Linked DNA regions of Homo sapiens: region 1 is linked to region 2. Evidence: chromatin contacts called from ENCODE Hi-C or POLR2A ChIA-PET data. All regions are on one chromosome and are shown on one strand. Each heading gives the region's core, a stretch centred on a gene start or an enhancer-like site at or near the end of the contact. The rest is flanking DNA. Distances are from core to core; before and after follow the strand shown. Region 1 has its middle 48 kb from the start of TSPAN5-DT. Region 2 overlaps TSPAN5 (tetraspanin 5).

What was found. A loop is a pair of places that touch in the nucleus more often than their neighbours do. ChIA-PET counts read pairs that join two places held with the same protein, here RNA polymerase II (POLR2A). Pooled maps may share reads with other maps.
Region 1: a pooled map shows a loop between it and region 2 (5-fold over the local background). The contact joins two enhancer-like sites. A Hi-C loop is called at or near these places in 5 of 50 pooled maps. POLR2A ChIA-PET finds 5 or more read pairs at or near these places in 3 of 52 experiments (Caco-2, activated T-cell and naive thymus-derived CD8-positive, alpha-beta T cell).

Annotation. Positions count from the first base shown.
Region 1 is chr4:98,705,066-98,707,765 of GRCh38, forward strand. No RefSeq gene overlaps it. Among named protein-coding and RNA genes, the nearest start is that of TSPAN5-DT, 48 kb to the left of the region's middle. Within about 2 kb of position 1,271, at least 2 of the 41 ENCODE cell types and tissues checked have a DNase peak (open chromatin) inside an H3K27ac peak, as active enhancers do.
Region 2 is chr4:98,638,327-98,641,026 of GRCh38, forward strand. The region is part of intron 1 of TSPAN5 (tetraspanin 5); the gene reads right to left. Among named protein-coding and RNA genes, the nearest start is that of TSPAN5, 19 kb to the right of the region's middle. RefSeq lists an enhancer at 1,434-1,533. Within about 2 kb of position 1,350, at least 4 of the 41 ENCODE cell types and tissues checked have a DNase peak (open chromatin) inside an H3K27ac peak, as active enhancers do.

The DNA.
Region 1 (2,700 bases), core at 21-2,520, 67 kb after region 2:
GAATGGTAGATCCACCTACAGCTGCACCATGTCCCTGGGAAAGCTGCAGACACTCAATTCCAGCCCATGAAAGCAGCTTGGGTAGGGAGGCTGTACCCTGAAAACACAAGGATGGAGCTGCCCAAGACCATGGGAAACCACCTCTTGCATCAACATGACCTGGATGTAAGACCTGGAGTCAAAGGAGATCATTTTGGAGCTTTAAAATTTGATTGTCCTATTGAATTTTGGACTTGCATGGGCCCTGTAACCCCTTTGTTTTGGCCAATTTCTCCCATTTGGAACTGTTGTATTTACCCAATGTCTGTATCTCCATTGTATCTAGGAAATAACTACCTTACTTTCGATTTTACAGACTCATAGGCAGAAGAGACTTGCCTTGTCTCAGATAAGATGTTGGACTGTGGCCTTTTGAGTTAATGCTGAAATAAGTTAAGACTTTGGGGGACTATTGGGAGGCCATGATTGGTTTTGAAATGTAAGGACATGAGATTTGAGAGGGGTAAGGGGTGGAATGATATGTTTTGGCTGTGTGTCCCCACCCAAATCTCATCTTGAATTATACTCCCATAATTTCGATGTGTTGTGAGAGGGACCCAGTTGGAGATAATTTAATCATGGCAGAAGTTTCACCCACACTGTTCTTGTGGTAGTGAATAAGTCACATGAGAGCTGATGGCTTTATAAGGGGTTTCTGCTTTTGCGTCATCCTCATTCTGTCTTTGCCTGCTGCCCATCCATGTAAGATGTGACTTGCTCCTCCTTGCCTTCCACCATGATTGTGAGGCTTCTCCAGCCATGTGGAACTGTAAGTCCAATTAAACCTCTTTCTTTTGTAAATTGCCCAGTCTCAGGTATGTCTTTATCAGCAGTGTGAAAATGGACTAATACACCCATGATTCAATTACGTACCAGGTCCTTCTCATGACACCTGGGGATTATGGGAACTATAATTCAAGATGAGATTTGGGTGCGGACACAGCCAAACCATATCAGGAAGAAAGTTATCTAACTACTTAGTAGCCCTGTTGATCTCCTGCCTCCCAGTCTGGTGTCCTCTCATTTATACATACTGGCTCTTCTCAGAGTATCATTTATTGGCTAAGCATTATAATAATGTGATCTCCCAGCAGAGAATACCTTTCTAGGACATATCAAAAAGGTAAACTCTAGAGTTTACTTAAACTCATATCTTCTGTATCAGTCAGGGTGAAGATAAGGTTAAGATAGGCAGGAAGCCACTACTACTGTTTGAGGGGAAGGGGAGGAAGTGGTCATTGGAACTTGAAGAGCTGTGGTTGTACAAGATGCAGCGATCTTTGGTAGAGAAATGTTGCTGTGCATTTACTGCTAACAAGGAGGTATCTGGTCAAGTAAGTGTACCTTCTTCTGGTCTTCTGTTGCTGATGCCTCCCATTGGATGAACCCGACTGGAAGTCAGAGGGCAAGAAAACCTGTTGATGTAGTCCATAGGACCCCAGAACATTGAGTAGAAGGGAAAGGGTAGAGAATAGGTTTGAAGGTGGCCTTATACCAAACTTCATTTTAAAAGTGAAAGCACTCAGAACCTGTATTAGTCATAGTTCTCTAAAGAAATAGAGCCAATAGAATATAGATAGAGAGAGAGCGAGATAGATAAACAGATAGATAGACAGAGATATAGATATATCAGAAGGGATTTACTTCGGGAATTGGTTCACTTGATTATGGAGGCTGAGAAGTCCCACAATATCCTGTCTGCAAGCTGAAGAACAAGGGAAGATGGTAGCATGGCTCAGTCCAAATCCAAGGGCCTGAGGACCAGGGGAGCCAACGGTGTAACTCTCAGTCCTAAGCTGACAGCTTGAAAATTGGGGAGTATCTGGTGCAAGTCCTGGAGTCCAAAGGCCCGGGAGTTCTGATGTCCAAGGGCAGGAGAAGATGGGTGTCCCAGTTCCAGAAGAGAGAGTGAGCAAATTTGCCTTTCTTCTGCCTTTTTGTTCTGTCAGGCCCTCAGTCAACTGGATGGTATGGGCCTGCACTGGGTGAGGAGGGATCTTCCTAGTCCAGTTATTCAAATGCCAGTCTCTTCTGGAACACCCTCACAGACATATCTAGAAACAATGCTTCATCAGAAGTTATCTGCATGTCCCTGAATCCAGTCAAATTGACACCTGAAATTAACCATCCTAGACACAAAGAATTAAATGACTTGTTGCATGTCATTGATAGATATTAGATTCTCACTGTATTTATGACCTAATAATTGGGTTCTATCCACATAGTGATGAAGAATGAGAATACAAGTCTAAACTTGGAAAATCTGCCACAAACAGAACACCTAAAAAAAGTTTTGTTTTTGAAAGAGAGTGATATGCACATCTTCCACAGAATTAGCATTCATTAGGAGTTTTTGTGCTTTGAACTTTGCAAGTCTGATTCATCACATGTTACAAAGAAAATAATCTTAAGATCATGAGTTTTCTTCCTGCTTCTGCCCTAATGATTATCACAGTTTATGGGACATTTAGGAGAAGCTGAAGCAGAGTATTACATTGGAGATGTTTAGTTAAATAAAACAAGATAGCTAAGTCAAAGAACCTTGTTGAAGAGAGTCACAGAATTGCATCCTCAAACATGGATTTTTCATAATTAAAGGACTTTGAGACAACTTTTCAGGCTCATAGAAGTCCACAAGATGGTTCTTAAAAAAATCGAGGT
Region 2 (2,700 bases), core at 100-2,599:
GAGGCACAGATATGAAATGCCTGTGAAGCCTTCATCAGGTCTAAGGGAGCTGAGATGCTCTGAGGAGCCACCCACCATGACCCTTTGAACCATACTTTGTGGGGGAGGCCCGGGTGATTACCTCCTAAACAAGACACATCTGAACGCATTTAACTGGCTAGGTATCAACTTATATGTAATACACCGGCATTTGGTTTCTTTGTTTTGGTTATTTTACATTTACTAGTTTATTATTTTAAAAAATTACAATGGATACAGATGAAGAGATTCACAGGTAAAGGTATGGGGCAAGGGACATGGCGCTTCCATGCCCTTTCTAGAGCACCACCCTACAGGAACCTCCACATGTTCAGCTCATCTGGAAGCTCCACCTGTATCTGGTCTTGTTTGATTTTACCCTACTCGCAAGGTAATAAGTTAGCCTGTTACTGTTTCATAGAAGCTGGCAGAAGACATGAGATTCCCGGGTCAAGGACAAAGGACTTTATTATTCACAGCATGATTCAGACAACACCAGCATCATGTTTACATCAGTCCAATGGAAATAGCGTTGAGGGGCCCAGATGGCAGCTGCACATGCAGTGAGCGTGCATCCAGCTGAGGAACCTATGCTTGGGAAACCTGCTGCTTTATAGTAAGCAGTAAGTGAGAGTAGGTCAGTCTTTGTCCCAGAAAGAGACACTACTTCATCCCTCAAGGCTGCTCATTGCAAACACAACACGAAGAAATGGCCCAGGTAAAGAACGTTCTTGGTATACTCAGTAAGACATGCAGGAGCACAAGAGACCCATGGAGAAGTGTCTCCCAACAATTTGTGTGTATTCCCAAACTTAGATGACTATCCTTACGGGGTTCTTGGTCTCAGCAACTCCTCCACATGAACCCCCTGCTACACTCTCAATGTCATGGGTTACAAAAGCAGCAGTACATGCCTCTCACTGGAAAAGGATTTTGAAACACTGATCTTATCTATGTTATCTATCTATTCTAATCTAATCTAATCTAATCTGAGACAAGGTTTTGCTCTGTCGCCCAGGCCAGAGTGCAGTGGCAAAATCATAACTTACTGCAGCCTTGAACTTCTGGGCTCAAGTAATCCTCCTGCCTCAGCATCCAGAGTAGCTGAGAAAACAGGCACACCCCACTGTGACTGGCTAATTTTTTTTTTTTTTTTTGTACAGACAGGGTCTCATTTTTGTTGCCCAGCCTGGTCTTGAACTCCTGGCCTAAAGCAATCCTCCCACCTCAGCTTCTCAAAGTGCTGGGATCACAGGCATAAGCCATCTCACCTGGTCTCACCCCATAATGTAACTGTTTACTCCAATATCACAGTGTAGGATTCCCCACAAGCATATCCTTCGCTCAATATGGTGACCCAACCCAGCTTTTGCTTCTTTCCTTCCTTTCTGTTTCACTTTCTTCACCATTAGAAACTTATCTATGTTTAGAAATGCACGAGAAATCAAGAAATGAATGACTAGTAGATAGGACAGAAGCTGGTTTCAATCTGGTCAAAACATTGTTCCAGAAATCTTTACTTAGTTAAGGGAAGAAAAACCATTTATGACAGTTAAAGGAAAAGAAAGCACTTATAATAGCTCAGAAAATGAAAAAGGATCAGACAGAATTCCACTTGACAAATGCTCACATTCTGAAAGGCACTAACTTAGGGAAGGGAGGGAGCTTTCCTTTACTATAACATCAATGATTTTTTAAGACATATTTTTACTTCTCAGACAGTGAAGAACAATTTAAAATGCCAGACTCCTTAAACTTCAGCAGCCCATAAAAATCGTTTGCAACAAAAAAAAAACTGTAATCATGCAAATATAAATTCAATTAGAGAATCTGTAACTGCCATAAAAATGAAGTATATATTAATAAATTAAGCAACTTCCTAAACATGCCTATTTTTACACATTACAAATTTTTGCAGAGACCCAGATGGATGCTAACTTTGTTCCTAGGCTAAGAAATTTATTTCAGATTCAACTAACGTATTTCAATTAGTAATTATGGGATAGCTGCTATATTTCAGGTAGTTTTCTAGGCATATTTATATACATGATTTTACGGAAACTGTAATGTTCTGTAGATACTACCATTTTAAAAAAACAAAACAAAACAGGTAGGTCTGTGGCCTGAAAATGATCCCTGAGGTAAGACATAAGAAATGTTGGCGTTGTTATCCAGAAAGGAAGGACTGGCCAGGCCATGTCAGGAATGGACGTGGTGGACAGCTATGGCTACACAGGAGAGGAAATTACAGCCCAGGAGGAGAGGAACATGGCAGCTGCTCTGATGAGAAAACCCTCAGATCCAGTTGCCAAAGGAAAGCATGGAGATACACTCTCCTCCAATGGGTGGGGGACAAAGGAAACAAAGCCTGGCATTAGTGACAAGTTCTATTATACAGGGTACACTTTTCTAACAAGGAAAGTTGAGGGTCCGGACACTGACAACACCTTTTCCCAGGTGACAGTGAACCAAAAGCCCGCAACTCCCCTGAGTGGGTCACCTACTGGTCCCTCAATTATCACGTCAGCATTCACTGAGTGCTCAGGGTTGGATGTACATCATCTCATGGAATCTTCACAATGATCCTAGAGGTCGCCACTAATATTACCCACTTTTTGCCCAAAAGGAGTAGTTCAAAGTGATGAAGTAACCATCCATGGTCACACAGCTTGGACATATCAA